Regions from separate parts of the Homo sapiens genome. Here regions 1 and 3 are each linked to region 2. Evidence: chromatin contacts called from ENCODE Hi-C or POLR2A ChIA-PET data. All regions are on one chromosome and are shown on one strand. The core of a region is the stretch at or near the end of the contact, and the rest is flanking DNA. Distances in the headings are between cores, read along the strand shown. Region 1 overlaps RNF220 (ring finger protein 220). Region 2 holds the start of LINC01144 (long intergenic non-protein coding RNA 1144). Region 3 holds the start of RAD54L (RAD54 like).

What was found. Hi-C counts contacts between places; a loop is a spot of excess contacts on that map. ChIA-PET counts read pairs that join two places held with the same protein, here RNA polymerase II (POLR2A). Pooled maps may share reads with other maps.
Region 1: a map with no recorded cell type shows a loop between it and region 2 (3-fold over the local background). The contact joins the enhancer-like site here to the promoter of LINC01144 in region 2. A Hi-C loop is called at or near these places in 2 of 168 maps with a recorded cell type or tissue (ascending aorta and naive thymus-derived CD4-positive, alpha-beta T cell), 1 of 37 single-sample maps with no recorded cell type and 10 of 50 pooled maps. POLR2A ChIA-PET finds 5 or more read pairs at or near these places in 8 of 52 experiments (B cell, CD4-positive, alpha-beta T cell, CD4-positive, alpha-beta memory T cell and 5 more).
Region 3: a map of CD4-positive, alpha-beta memory T cell shows a loop between it and region 2 (12-fold over the local background). The contact joins the promoter of RAD54L here to the promoter of LINC01144 in region 2. A Hi-C loop is called at or near these places in 2 of 168 maps with a recorded cell type or tissue (CD4-positive, alpha-beta memory T cell and naive thymus-derived CD4-positive, alpha-beta T cell), 4 of 37 single-sample maps with no recorded cell type and 11 of 50 pooled maps. POLR2A ChIA-PET finds 5 or more read pairs at or near these places in 5 of 52 experiments (A673, H1, HepG2 and 2 more).

What each region holds. Positions count from the first base shown.
Region 1 is chr1:44,636,088-44,640,155 of GRCh38, reverse strand. It overlaps RNF220 (ring finger protein 220), which reads right to left. Exons shown (of 15, transcript NM_018150.4): 8 at 3,994-4,068. LOC107984950 (a long non-coding RNA gene) reads left to right here. Exons shown (of 2, transcript XR_001738031.2): 2 at 3,699-4,068. Among named protein-coding and RNA genes, the nearest start is that of SNORD145, 33 kb to the left of the region's middle. Within about 2 kb of position 2,620, at least 4 of the 41 ENCODE cell types and tissues checked have a DNase peak (open chromatin) inside an H3K27ac peak, as active enhancers do.
Region 2 is chr1:45,301,314-45,305,592 of GRCh38, reverse strand. LINC01144 (long intergenic non-protein coding RNA 1144) reads right to left here and starts at 1,683. Exons shown (of 1, transcript NR_024270.1): 1 at 1-1,683. LOC105378691 (a long non-coding RNA gene) reads left to right here and starts at 1,847. Exons shown (of 3, transcript XR_947287.4): 1 at 1,847-2,101. RefSeq lists enhancers at 1,351-1,590, 2,051-2,110 and a silencer at 1,781-1,960.
Region 3 is chr1:46,245,621-46,249,278 of GRCh38, reverse strand. It overlaps RAD54L (RAD54 like), which reads right to left and starts at 1,516. Exons shown (of 18, transcript NM_003579.4): 1 at 871-1,516; 2 at 681-767. The coding sequence starts at 873. RefSeq lists a silencer at 1,696-1,955.

The DNA of each region.
Region 1 (4,068 bases), core at 1,371-3,870, 670 kb after region 2:
CCCCTTGCCCCATACTTCTGGCGCTGAAGTTTTATCAAGAAATAGCCAGATAAAAGATTTGTGCCAGGCCGGGTGTGGTGGCTCATACCTGTAATCCCAGCACTTTGGGAGGCCGAGGTGGGTGGATCACCTGAGGTCAGGAGTTCAAGACCAGCCTGGCCAACATGGTGAAACCCCGTCTCTACTAAAAATACAAAAATTAGCTGGTTGTAGTGGCACATGCCTGTAATCCCAGCTACTCGGGAGGCTGAGGCAGGAGAATCTCTCGAACCCAGGAGGTGGAGGTTGCAGTGAGCCGAAATCGTGCCACTGCACTCTAGCCTCCAGCCTGGGTGAAAAAGTGAGACTCTGTCTCAAAAATAAATAAATAAAAAGGAAAAGAAAAGAAAAGAAGAGAAAAGATTTGTGCCACAGCTGCTCTGCCTGTTTGCTTCATGACTTCTCATCCAGCTACTTGGAACCGGCTTAAATGTAAGGAACTCATGAAAGATAAGAAACGCTTCAGGCCAGGACCTGAGCAGGACAAAGACCCTGCACTGCTGACTGTCTTAACACCCTTCTTTTCCCTACCCACTCCTCCTGTTTGGTTCAGAGGGGCTTCATGCTGGATTTTAGCAACGCAGTCACCGCCAGGGCTTAAAGATACAGCTGCAGGCTTCCATTTCCTGTGAAGCTTCCTGGGAAATTTCTCCATCTCACCACTCTTGTGCCCACATCATTGCCACCTTATTTGAAACCAATCATTCCCATGTCCTCTTTCCAGCATGTCCCTTCCAGATGTGAGGAGCTCTGGGCTCCCCAATGCAGTTGGGTGAACTCTCACTGGCAACCAACACACAGGAGGGACCATGGTTCACCACTATAGGTCTCTTCTCCAGGATCCAGGAGCTGGATGGAGGACAGGAGAGGAAAGGCATGGCTCCTTAGTCACACACCTCCTTAGACTACAGGTGGAAGCAGGCTTGTCTTAAGGGCTGTATAGTTAGGTTCCCCTGTAGTCTGCTTCTCTAGCCTAGAAGCCCCTTGCTCTGCCCAGGTTTGGCATGGTACCCAAGAAAAACATCTTTTCTCCCTAACTGCGGATCTCTTTTAGTGGAATGTTGGTGGCGCACTAGGCTCTGTGTGCTGTCCTTTATGTAAAGAGCAGTAGCAGGTTAGAAAATCTATGGTTCTGAAAGGACAATCAACAACTTAGACACACAGCTTAAGTATTTCTTCTAGAATTGGGAAGGTCAGAGTGCCTCCTAGGCAGCAAAAATTCCTTCCAACTTACTTTCTTGAAGTAATACCTATTTCCTTTAGTCTTTTCAAAAATCTGTTTCCAGTGGGACCTACCTCAGTGCTCACCTGCTCTGTCTGCTTCTTTATTTTGTCCTAAAATATCAATCCGAGTACTCCCAGGCCTGAGATATCTGGAGCTCCTCCTCAGTAACCACAGGTCCCCATCTCTAAGGCCTGTTGCCCTCAGCCAAGTGTCTCCACCGAAACTCTTGCCCGTTCACTGCTTCCCACAGCAGATTACATTTGAGGTAACCGATCTGATCCATCAGACCAACCTCCAGGGGCCTGGTGGGAAGCTTTGCTGAGGATGAAGAAGAGGCCCTACTCTGGGAGGAGGGATGGGGGTGATCGGATACAGGAACTTATCTGCAATTCTTCACTTCTTTCATATCTAACAACGACAGCAATCTCTGTTCTGTCAGCACGCACAGCGCAGTTTAAATGGGCCTCGCCACTCGCCTGCTCATCCTGCCTCTGCCTCCTTCTCTCTGAAGTCTGCTGGGCAGCTTCTTCAGCTGGCGTTATCACTCCCTCTAACCGGTCTTGGCAGGCAATCTAATTCCTCCTGAAAAGGTCACCGCCATTTTAACTGCCTTTCAATCACATTAAGCACGCGCTGCCCGGCTTGCAGCCCGGCCCGCCCGGCGGGCGATCAATGCGCTGCACTGACACCAGCCCGCCTGGCGAGGCCACACCCAACCCCCCAAGAGTTAGGGCCTATCAGTCCTGGCCAGGGAGGGTAGGCTGACAGATGGCCAGCTTTTGCAGACAGGGTTTTGGGGGCAGAGGCAGTAGGGATCAGCCAGGGCCTCCCTTTGATAGCCCCCCCACTGAGGAGCCTCAGCCTCCTCCGCTCCACTGCGCCCCGCTCTCTGCCTCGTGGCCCCCGCTGATCTCGCTGTAAAACAGCCTTTCAAGTCTGCCTGTCTTTTGACTGCACTAAGCTGTTTAAGAGGCGGCAGCAGCTTCTATCAGGAAAGCTGGAGCAATTCTCTGCAGATAAAGGCACCTCCGGCCCCTGTTCCCTCTTCAAGTCTCACTCTCATTCTCGCTCTCCAAATCGCTCAAAGAAAAGCCCCCTTTGAACTCCCCTCAGGAATTCTTGAAAGGAACAACCTCACAGTGTAAACACTCAGGGAAAACGGATACCCGCCCGGGGCCTAAGAGCCCCTCACACTGCTGTGCAAGTGCATCCCGGCACAGGGGAAATACTCTTGTCAAATCAGCAGGCCCTTTGCAGCTTTATCCTCCATAAGCCCTGTCTGGTGCCCAGAAGCCATCAGGTCCAGGTCTGTGCCAAGGAACCTAAGAAGGTGCCACAGCAATGGAGGATGTGAGCAGTTGCAGCTGCCAACAGAGCTAACCAGAGCAGCACGTTGAAACTGACCCTGTGTGGCTGCCATCGGACACCCATGTGTCCAACTCATGGGACAGTCGTCAGCCCTGCTGCTCACTCTTCTAGGGCCTCAGATACTCGAAGGCTCCAGTACGGGATGAGTGAAATGGCAAACTAACACTCTCCAGCTCCGGCTCAGGGAGACTGTTTGGTCTGACTAACCTTCCTGATTTATGTTTTGGCTTGCCCCCAAACACCTGGGTAATGTGAGAGACGCCCAGAGGCATAATGTCTCATCTGGGCTCTTAGCCCCTTCGTGGAACCAGTCTGCACTGGACGGCCCTGCAGAGACCACTCCTCAGCATCTGCCCAGGTAGCACGGCCCCACGAAGGCAGAGAACTTCTTCCCAGCTGCTGTGAGATTCCCCAGGGACCATACACAGCAGTATTCCCAAAGGTGTTGCCCAGAGAGAGAGGCAGACGGGAAGCAGATTGGCTCACTTAATGACCACAAGCTGCAGTACCAGCTGTGCTTGTGCACAGAAAGAGAGAAGAGCTGGAGGCCAAGAGGCAGACAGCTCCCCTTTTCCCCTGCCCAAGGCTGGGGAGTTTAACAAGTCACTAACCCTGGGCACCCAACCAATTCTGCTGTCTGACCTGGTGGGGGGTGTCAAGCCTTGCTCTTCCAAGGAGCTGGGAGGGCACTGGAGATGGGCAGGGCCCTGCACACTCCTTTGTAGCAACTGGGGAGAGCCCAAGGGAAGGAGGGAGCAGCTGGGCCCAGGCCCCTCTTGCTTCAGGGCAGAGGGCGCCCAGGGAGAAGGGATGGGATCAGAGCTAAAATTAGATTCACCAATGAAGCTCATGGGAGGTCAAATTTTGCCATAACTCACTCTCCTCTGTAACTGATTTCCCTGACATAGGGCTGAAGAGGAGGAGGAGGAAAATCCAATGTGTTTGCCTGGAAGCCCTCAGGGCCCCCAGTGCTGGAGGTGTACAGCAGGTTGCTGGATTCTCATTTATCAGCCTTAAGAGGGATGGAGTGATAAATGCATAACCGTCCCTTTAATATTTTATGCAGGTGCTAACGCGGCTTGGCTGTCACCTTCAATGCATCACCCGAAGCTGAGAGCCCCCCTTCGTCACTCCTAGCTTGCAGCCTCACAATTCCATTTCCCCACCCAAATACATCCATTTTAATATGCACATCACAGGCAGGCAGCACGGTCACAAAGGAGCCCCACCAGCAGCAGTCCCCACGTGGTGGAACGGATGGATGACCAGCCACCAGCCTCGGCCTCTTGGCTTCCAGCAGATGGATACCCAGCAGAGGCCTGGCACCAGAGTGCCAATGTCTACGTGTCAGCTGCTTGTACCTCGGAAGCCACCTTCCAGGAGAGTGGTGGCCCGTATCCGCTTCTGTCCACACCACTCATACTCCTCAAAGCGGT
Region 2 (4,279 bases), core at 434-2,933:
CAAGGTTGAAGATGCGTGCCCGTGACACAGCCTCAGGGAGTCCTGGCGACATGTGCCCAAGGTGGTCAGGGCACAGTTTGTTTTCATACATTTTAAGGAGACATGAGACATCAATCGATATATGTAAGAAGTACGTTGGTTCCGTCCAGAAAGGCGGGGACAACTCGAAGTGGGGAGGGGGCTTCCAGGTCGCAGGTAGCTGAGAGACAAATGGTTGCATTATTTTGTTTCTGACAAGCCTCTCCAAAGGAGGCAATCAGGTATGTGTCTATCTCAGCGAGCAGAGGAGTGACTGAATAAAATGGGAGGCAGGTTTGCCCTGAGTAGTTCCCAGCTTGACTTTTCCCTTCAGCTTAGTGATTTGTGGGGCCCCAAGATTTCCCACAAGTGAAAGGAAAATATCTCAATCCCCCGCCCCAAATCACCAAGCTCAAAGGAAAATTCAGGTTGGGAACTGCTCAGGCCACACCTGCCTCCCATTCTATTCAGTCACCCCTCTGCTCATGATGAACAGGATGCTGCTGAACCCTGGGGTCGCTGGGGCCTTAAATGACTTTGATGATGAGAGACTGGGCATGGAGAGCTAGAGGCCCTCATCTCCCTTCCCCAGCGAGTCGGAAGCGTCCCCATTACTAGTTCCTAGAATATGCTGAGATGTCTCAGGTTGCGGTGTGCAGCTGGGAGTTGCAGCCTGGCAGGAGGCCCAGGTTTTAGCCTGTGAACCGGGGCCCTGCTATGTAGGCCAGGGTGGCTCTGACCTGGCACTCTGTGGGGCCAGGGCAGACATAGCAGCAAAGGCCATGGGGTCACAAAGAGAGAGACTGCAGAAGGATCAGGAGTAACAGGCATAATGGGGCTATTCTTCCCTAGGCCTGAACACTGGGAAGGCACTGGCAGGGCCCCGGTTTTGATGGTGGATTCTTGGAGTAGGGGCCTTGGTAATAGGGCTCTGAGTGCTGGGGCAGAATGGGCTATCTTGACCCTTCATAGTCAGGGTCCCAAGTGGGCAATCCTGGAGCCTCCAGGTCTTTGGTCCAGCGGCGGGGTTTTCCACTCAAGGGCCACAGGTACAGACAAGCAGAGCAGAAACAGCCCCCCCGGCCTTTCACTTCCCACCTGCTCCCGAGGGAGAGAGTAAGGTTTCTGGGGGTAAGTGGGGGCTATCTGAAAGAAAAGGGTGATTTTGGCTGGGGCTCGGTGCCCTACAAGAGCCCTTGCTTGACTTTGACGCAAGGCACAGACTGGGCTCTGAAGGGGCAGGCTGGGGGGTAGACGTCGTCATGGATGTTGGATCTCCCTTCCGGCCATGGCCCAAGTACGACCCCTGTTCCCTTAAAGTCAGGACCTCGCAGAACTTTCGCAAGATGGGTCCTCGGAGTCTGCCCGCGATTGCGCTCCCAAGGGGTGCCGCTGCCGAGGGTAGGCGCGCCAGTCGAGATCAAAGCGGATGGGATGACGCCACTGGAGGGCGCGCGGGGCCGCGGGGCAGGGTGGTGCTCCTGCTGCAGGTTTCAGGCCTCTTCTGCCTTCTACAGCCGCCAGGTCAGCAGAGGCGGAGGCCCGGGCTGTGGATGGCCGAGGAGCCGAACTCGTGAAGCCACGTTCCTCCTGCAGCTCTTAACCCAGGCGCGGCGGCTCGCCGGGCCGCTCCCCTTACTCCGAAACCGTGAGCCTCAGCCCTTCCCTCTCTCCCCAATCCCAGGGGGCGCCGGCGGACACCCCAGAAACCCACGCGCTCTCGTTCCTGGTCCCGCCCCCTCTACGTTCCCTCCCCCTCTACGTTCCCTCCCCTTTTCCTTCCAGAGGCGGCGGCCCCGGAAGCTCCCGCCATTCTGGACCCGCCCCCTCCAAGCTCCCGCCCCTTTCCCTTCCTGTGGAGGCGGCCTCGGAAGCTCCCGTCTTTCTGGACCCGCCCCTTCCCCACCCTGCTCCGCCCTCGGCCCCGGCCCCCGCTCCGAGCTCCCTTAGCTCTAAGCGGTTCCGGAAGCTCCCGCCTTTCTGGACACGCCCCTGCCTCCCCCACAGGATTCCGACTCTCTCCCGGCTCGTCGAGGGCTTGACATTTTACCGGGGGGTGGCCCAGAAAAACCTCGTAGAGATGGTGACTTTAAAAAATTCTTTTTCGGCTAGGTGCGGTGACTCACGCCTGTAATCCCAGCGCTTTGGGAGGCCGAGGCGGGCGGATCACTTGAAATCACGAGTTCGAGATCCGCCTGGCCAACATGGTGAAACCCCGTCTCTACAAAAATACAAAAATTAGCCGGGCGTAGTGGCGCAGGCCTGTGGTCCCAGCTACTCGGGAGGTTGAGGTGGGAGGATCGCCCGAGCTGGGGGAGGTTAAGGCTGCAGTGAGCTGTGATCGCGCCACTGCACTCCAGCCTGGACGACAGGGCAAGATTGTGCCTTAAAAATAAAAACTTGTTTTGGTAAAATACACATAATATTTACCATATGTACTTTTTTTTTTTTTTTAAATGGAGTCTGGTTCTGTTGCCCAGACTGGAGTGCAGTGGCACACCACTGGGTTCAAGCGATTCTCGTGTCTCAGCCACCCATGTAGCTGGGATTACAGGCATGCGCCACCACGCTGGGCTAATTTTTGTCTTTTTAGTAGAGATGGGGGTTTCTGCCATGTTGGCCAGGCTGGTCTGGAACTCGTGGCCTCAGGTGATCTGCCTGCCTTGGCCTCCCAAAGTGCTGGGATTACAGGCTGAGCCACCGTGCCCGGCCCTACCATGATTTTTTTTTTTTTTAAACAGAAGTCTTGCTCTGTCGCCCAGGCAATGGCACGATCTCGGCTAATTGCATCCTCCGCCTCCGGGGTTCAAGTGATTCTCCTGCCTCAGCTTCCAGAATAGCTGGGATTACAGGCACCTGCACCATGCCCAGTTAATTTTTGTATTTTTGGTAGAGAGGGAGTTTCGCCATGTTGGCCAGGCTGGTCTCGAACACTTGACCTCAGGTGATCACCTGCCTTGGCCTCCCAGAGTGCTGGGATTACAGGTGTCAGCCACTGCGCCCAGCCTACCATGGTATTTTTAATGGCCACGTAATACCCTGTGTGTGTTATATTGTGTGGATGTGTTATATTAATTTAACCAGCCCCCTATTGATTAACATTGTAGCTGTTTATAAAATGGTGTAGTAAACATCCTTTCTGTAGGTCTTTGTGCACATATGGAGTATATTTGTAGGCTGATTTCTTGGAAGTAGAATTGTTGGGGTAAAAGCTATGTGTGTGTTTAATTTATGATTTTACCTATTTACCCTCCCACTAGTGACTTGTTTAGCTACATTTATTCAAATTGTCTGCACTCGCTTTCTCCACAACCTTACCTCCTACTCACTCCACAACTCATTCTAATTTGGCTTCTCTCTATCACTGCACCTTCAAAGGCTCTAAGGTCACCAATGATCTTCATGTTGTCCTATGGACAATCTTCAGATCTCATTTCACTGCTTCTCTAAAAGACTTCATACAGTTGACCATTCTCTCCTTTGTGAAACATTCTTCTCCCAGCTTTCATAGTGCCACATTCGCCTGGTTTTGCTCTAGCCATGTTGTCTTTCCTCTGCCCACTCTGAAATGTTGGTGCTGCTCAGAGCTTTGGTTACCATCTACATGCAGTTGATCCACACAGTGAAGTCTCCCTTCCTAACCTTTATTCAACTGCTTATTTGTCATCTTGAGTTGAATGTCCCACAGGGACCTCAAATCAATCATACCCAACATTATCCTCCCCCTTCTCATGCTCCCATCTCAGTAGCTGTTCCACTGCTCTCCTAGCCAGAAACCTACAGGTCTGGTTACTTGAATGTCCCTATTCCTCAATGCGCACCTCTAGTCAATCACCATGGCCCTGCCCATTCTATTTCCATAATCCTTTTCCCTTTTTTTTTTCTTTTGAGACAGGTTCTCGCTCTGTTGCCCAGGCTGGAGTGTAGTGGTGCAATCATGCCTCACTGTAACCTCAACCTCTCCAGCTCCTCCTGCCTTAGCCTCCCGAGAAGCTGGGAAGCTGGGACCACAGACACACCACCATGCCTGGCTAATTTTCCTTTTTTTTTTTTTTTTTTTTTTGAGACGGAATCTCGCTCTGTCACCCAGGCTGGAGTGCAGTGGCGTGGTCTCAGCTCGCTGCAAGCTCCGCCTCCTGGGTTCATGCCATTCTCCTGCCTCAGCCTCCTGAGTAGCTGGGACTACGGGCGCCTGCCACCACGCCTGGCTAATTTTTTGTATTTGTAGTAGAGATGGGGTTTCACCGTGTTAGCCGGGATG
Region 3 (3,658 bases), core at 267-2,766, 940 kb before region 2:
CCACACCTTATTCACACACTGCTCCTGCCAAAAAGTGCCTTCTAGTCCTTGCGTAGCTGATCCCTTCCTTCAAAGTTCCAGTGGCCAAGCCCCCACTTCTTGAACTGCTCTTATTCTCTGAAGTCCATGCTGCACTGTCCTATTTATTTTGGTTTACATAGGTCCTGCCCACAGCCAGCCCCAACAAGCCTCCAAAACAGGAAGCAGAGCCCAGGGCCCAACCTAAAGTAGAATATACTGTACTTGAGTATGAGCAAGGACTGGAAGGACACAACCTGTCAGATCTAGGCCCAAGTGAGCCCAGGACTCCAAGGTAGGCCCAGAACACTCTACTGTTCTGTGACACTGGGCAGGGGACAAAGAGCAAAAGAGCCAGCTGCTAATTGCTGTTGTGTAGCCCTTTTTTCCAAGCAGAGTCAAAAGGTCCAATCCAACTGGCTCTTTTGCTTATCTTTTCCCACCAGGAAAACTGAGGCTATATTAGCTTCTAGTGACTACCCTGAGGATAAAGATTTTACTAATCTTGTTCAATGCCTGGCACATAGTAAGTACTCACTAAAAGTTTATTGAACATACAAAAGAGGCATCTGGAATTGGCTATGTAACCCTAGAAACCAAATCCTGGCTTCTTTTCTGTCCAAACAGCTCTACCCACCTTCCCTGTCCCCTTGAGTGCTCACCACTAGGCCAGGTTGCCAGTCTTCATCATCACAGGACCTGCCTTCAGGTTTTCTCTTGGCCAGCTGGCTGGGAGCCAAGCTCCTCCTCTGTAAAGGGAGAACAGAAACAGTGCCTGCAAGGATCCTGCAGCCTAGGCCTACTAGACCCTGACCCAGGGCTATTCCCAGTCTCCCCTAGGCCCACACTTACCATCCTGGGCCTAGGAGTTTAAAACGTCAAGTACCCATGAGCCAAAGGTCAAAAGCAGGCAGCGGCTAAGAGTGTAGGACCAGGGTCTAATCTGTAGAGGGGGCTGCTACATTATTGAGAGGACCGGCTAATTAAAGAGGGGGCATGGATGGCGGGAATCCATCCAGGAACTGGTGTTTGGAACCAAACTGTGAGAGTGGCCGTCCCCAATAAGCCGAGACGAGAGATTAGGCCAAAGAGGAAGAGACCAAGCAGAGATTAGTGTGGGATTGGGGAGGAGGCAGGTGGAGTCCCAGACTGGGCGGAGTGGAGTGGGGATGATGGTCCCAGTCCGGGTGAAGGGAGGAGGTAGTTGCGCGGCGGGGCGGGGTGGGATTGGGGGTGGGTAATCACTGGCCAGGAGAGAGAAGCTGGGGTGAAAGTCCGAGGCCCGGGTGGGGAGGGCGAGTCTGGAGAAAGGAAATTTCCCAGGGCTGGAGGTGGAAACCAGGATCAGACTCAGGGAGGTCGAGCAGGAAGCCACGCGGGCGTGTAAAAAACCCAGGTTAGGAGGGGAATACCAGGAGGGGCTGAAAAGAGCGACAGAGATAGACGCAGACCCCAGCACCTCTCTCTCAACCTTCCTGTTCCCAAAGCGCGCGTTAACAGCCGCCAAGACTCACCGACCCGCCAAGACCGGGTCAATCGAACCTCCCGCCGCGCTGCCGTCGTATCACCCATTGGCTGCGTTCGATGAGTTCGGCGCTCGCGACCCAAGGAAGAGGCGGGAATAGTGCTGCGCCCAATGAGGAGTCTGGGCTCTGGAGCTGGAGAAGCTAAATTGACCTACTAGGAGGCGTGACTTAGATGGGAGGGCGGGGCCAACAGAGGTGGGCGGTTGGGCGAGAAGAGAGGGGCGGGGCGGGGGCGGGGGTGGCGGGGGAGGGGCGGGGCCAACAGCGAGGAGCAGTTGGGCGAGAAGAGCGGGGCGGGGCGAGAAGAGCTGGACGGGGCGGGGAGGGGCGGGGCCAACAGTGGGGAGCGGTTGGGCTAGAGGAGCGGGGCAGGGCTAGAAGAGCTGGACTGGACGCGACGGAGCGGGGAGGGGAGGGGCGGAATTACTACCTGCGAGCTGGAATTCGGCCCGTCTCGGGTGTTTGTCCCAGGTCGGTGAGCTGTGGTCCCGCAGCTATGGAAGGGAAGATTTACGCCACATTGAGCAGCAGGGGAGTTACCACCTGTAGTGGACAGCTGGGGATTATGAAAGGCGGCACATTTCTGGGAGTTTGGATTGAATCTACAGTGGTACCAGGTCTAGAGCGGAGGGCCGGGGTTGGAGTCAGGCCTCGCCCACCCAGAAAGTGGGGAGAGGCATTCGGCCCAGACTGCCACGTGGCGGGCTCGGGCAATGGGAGCCCCCGGATGACGCGACTTTCTCGCTCAGGGGTGTCTTGAAAGAAGCTGCCTTCCTCTCCAAGGCCAAACCGCGTTGGAGGAAGCGTTGTGTTTGGAGTCAGAGATTTAATCATCCAATCTCTCAAAACGTCAGTTTCTTCATATCTAAAGTGGCATTATAATAGTACCTCCCCCCCATGGCTATTCTGACAAGTAAATTAATGTGCGTAAAGCACCCAACAGTGGCATGCACAACCTAGGTACTCACTAATAATGATAAGGGTGTATTTATAGCATTTACCACCAGGCATTTCTGAGCTTCTAAGATATAACAGTTCATGTAATGCTCATGACTATGAGGTAGGTTTATTTTTGTCCCCATTTTGTAAGTGAGGAAACAGGCCTAGATAGGCTAGTAACTTGTACAAGGTCACACACCTGAGTATAGCTTAAGCCATCCTCACAGGGTTATCAAGAATTCTGAGGTCAGGCATGGTGGCTCACACCTGTAATTCCAGCACTTTGGGAGGCCGAGGCAGGAGGATTGCTTGAGCCCAGGACTTCCAGATCAGCCTGGGCAACACGGAGAAACCCCATATCTACAAAAAAATTAGCCAGGCATGGTGGTGCACAGCTGTAGTCCTAGCTATTGCAGACGCTGAGCTTGGAAGCATCGCTTGAGCCTGGAAGGTCAAGCTGCAGTGAGCCAAGATCGCGCCACTGCACTCCAACCTGGACGACAGAGCAAGACCCTATCTCAAAACAAAGAATTCTGGGCCGGGCGCGGTGGCTTACGCCTGTAATCCCAGCACTTTGGGAGGCCGAGACGGGCGGATCACAAGGTCAGGAGATCGAGACCATCCTGGCTAACACGTGAAACCCCGTCTCTACTAAAAATACAAAAAATTAGCCGGGAGCGTTGGCGGGCGCCTGTAGTCCCAGCTACTCGGGAGGCTGAGGCAGGAGAATGGCGTGAACCCGGGAGGCGGAGCTTGCAGTGAGCTAAGATCGTGCCACTGCACTCCAGCCTGGGCGATAGAGCGAGACTCCGTCCCAAAAAAAAAAAAAAAGAATTCTGGAGAGAAATATCGTTTTAATTAAGTATTAATCGGTTGGGAGGCTGTGGCCAGCGGATCACTTTAGGTCAGGAGTTCGAGAACAGCCTGGCCAACATGGTGAAACCCCGTCTCTACTAAAAGCACAAAAATTAGACGGGCGTGGTGGCAGGCGCCTGTAATCCCAGCTACTCATGAGGCTGAGGCAGGAGAGTCGCTTGAACTCAGGAGGGGAGGTTGCAGTGAGCCGAGATCGCACCACTGCACTCCAGCCGGAACGACAGAGCGAGACTCCATTTCAAAAATAATAAATAAATATTTCTGGTTCTAGTTTCCAGTAATAGCAAATAAATGTAGTC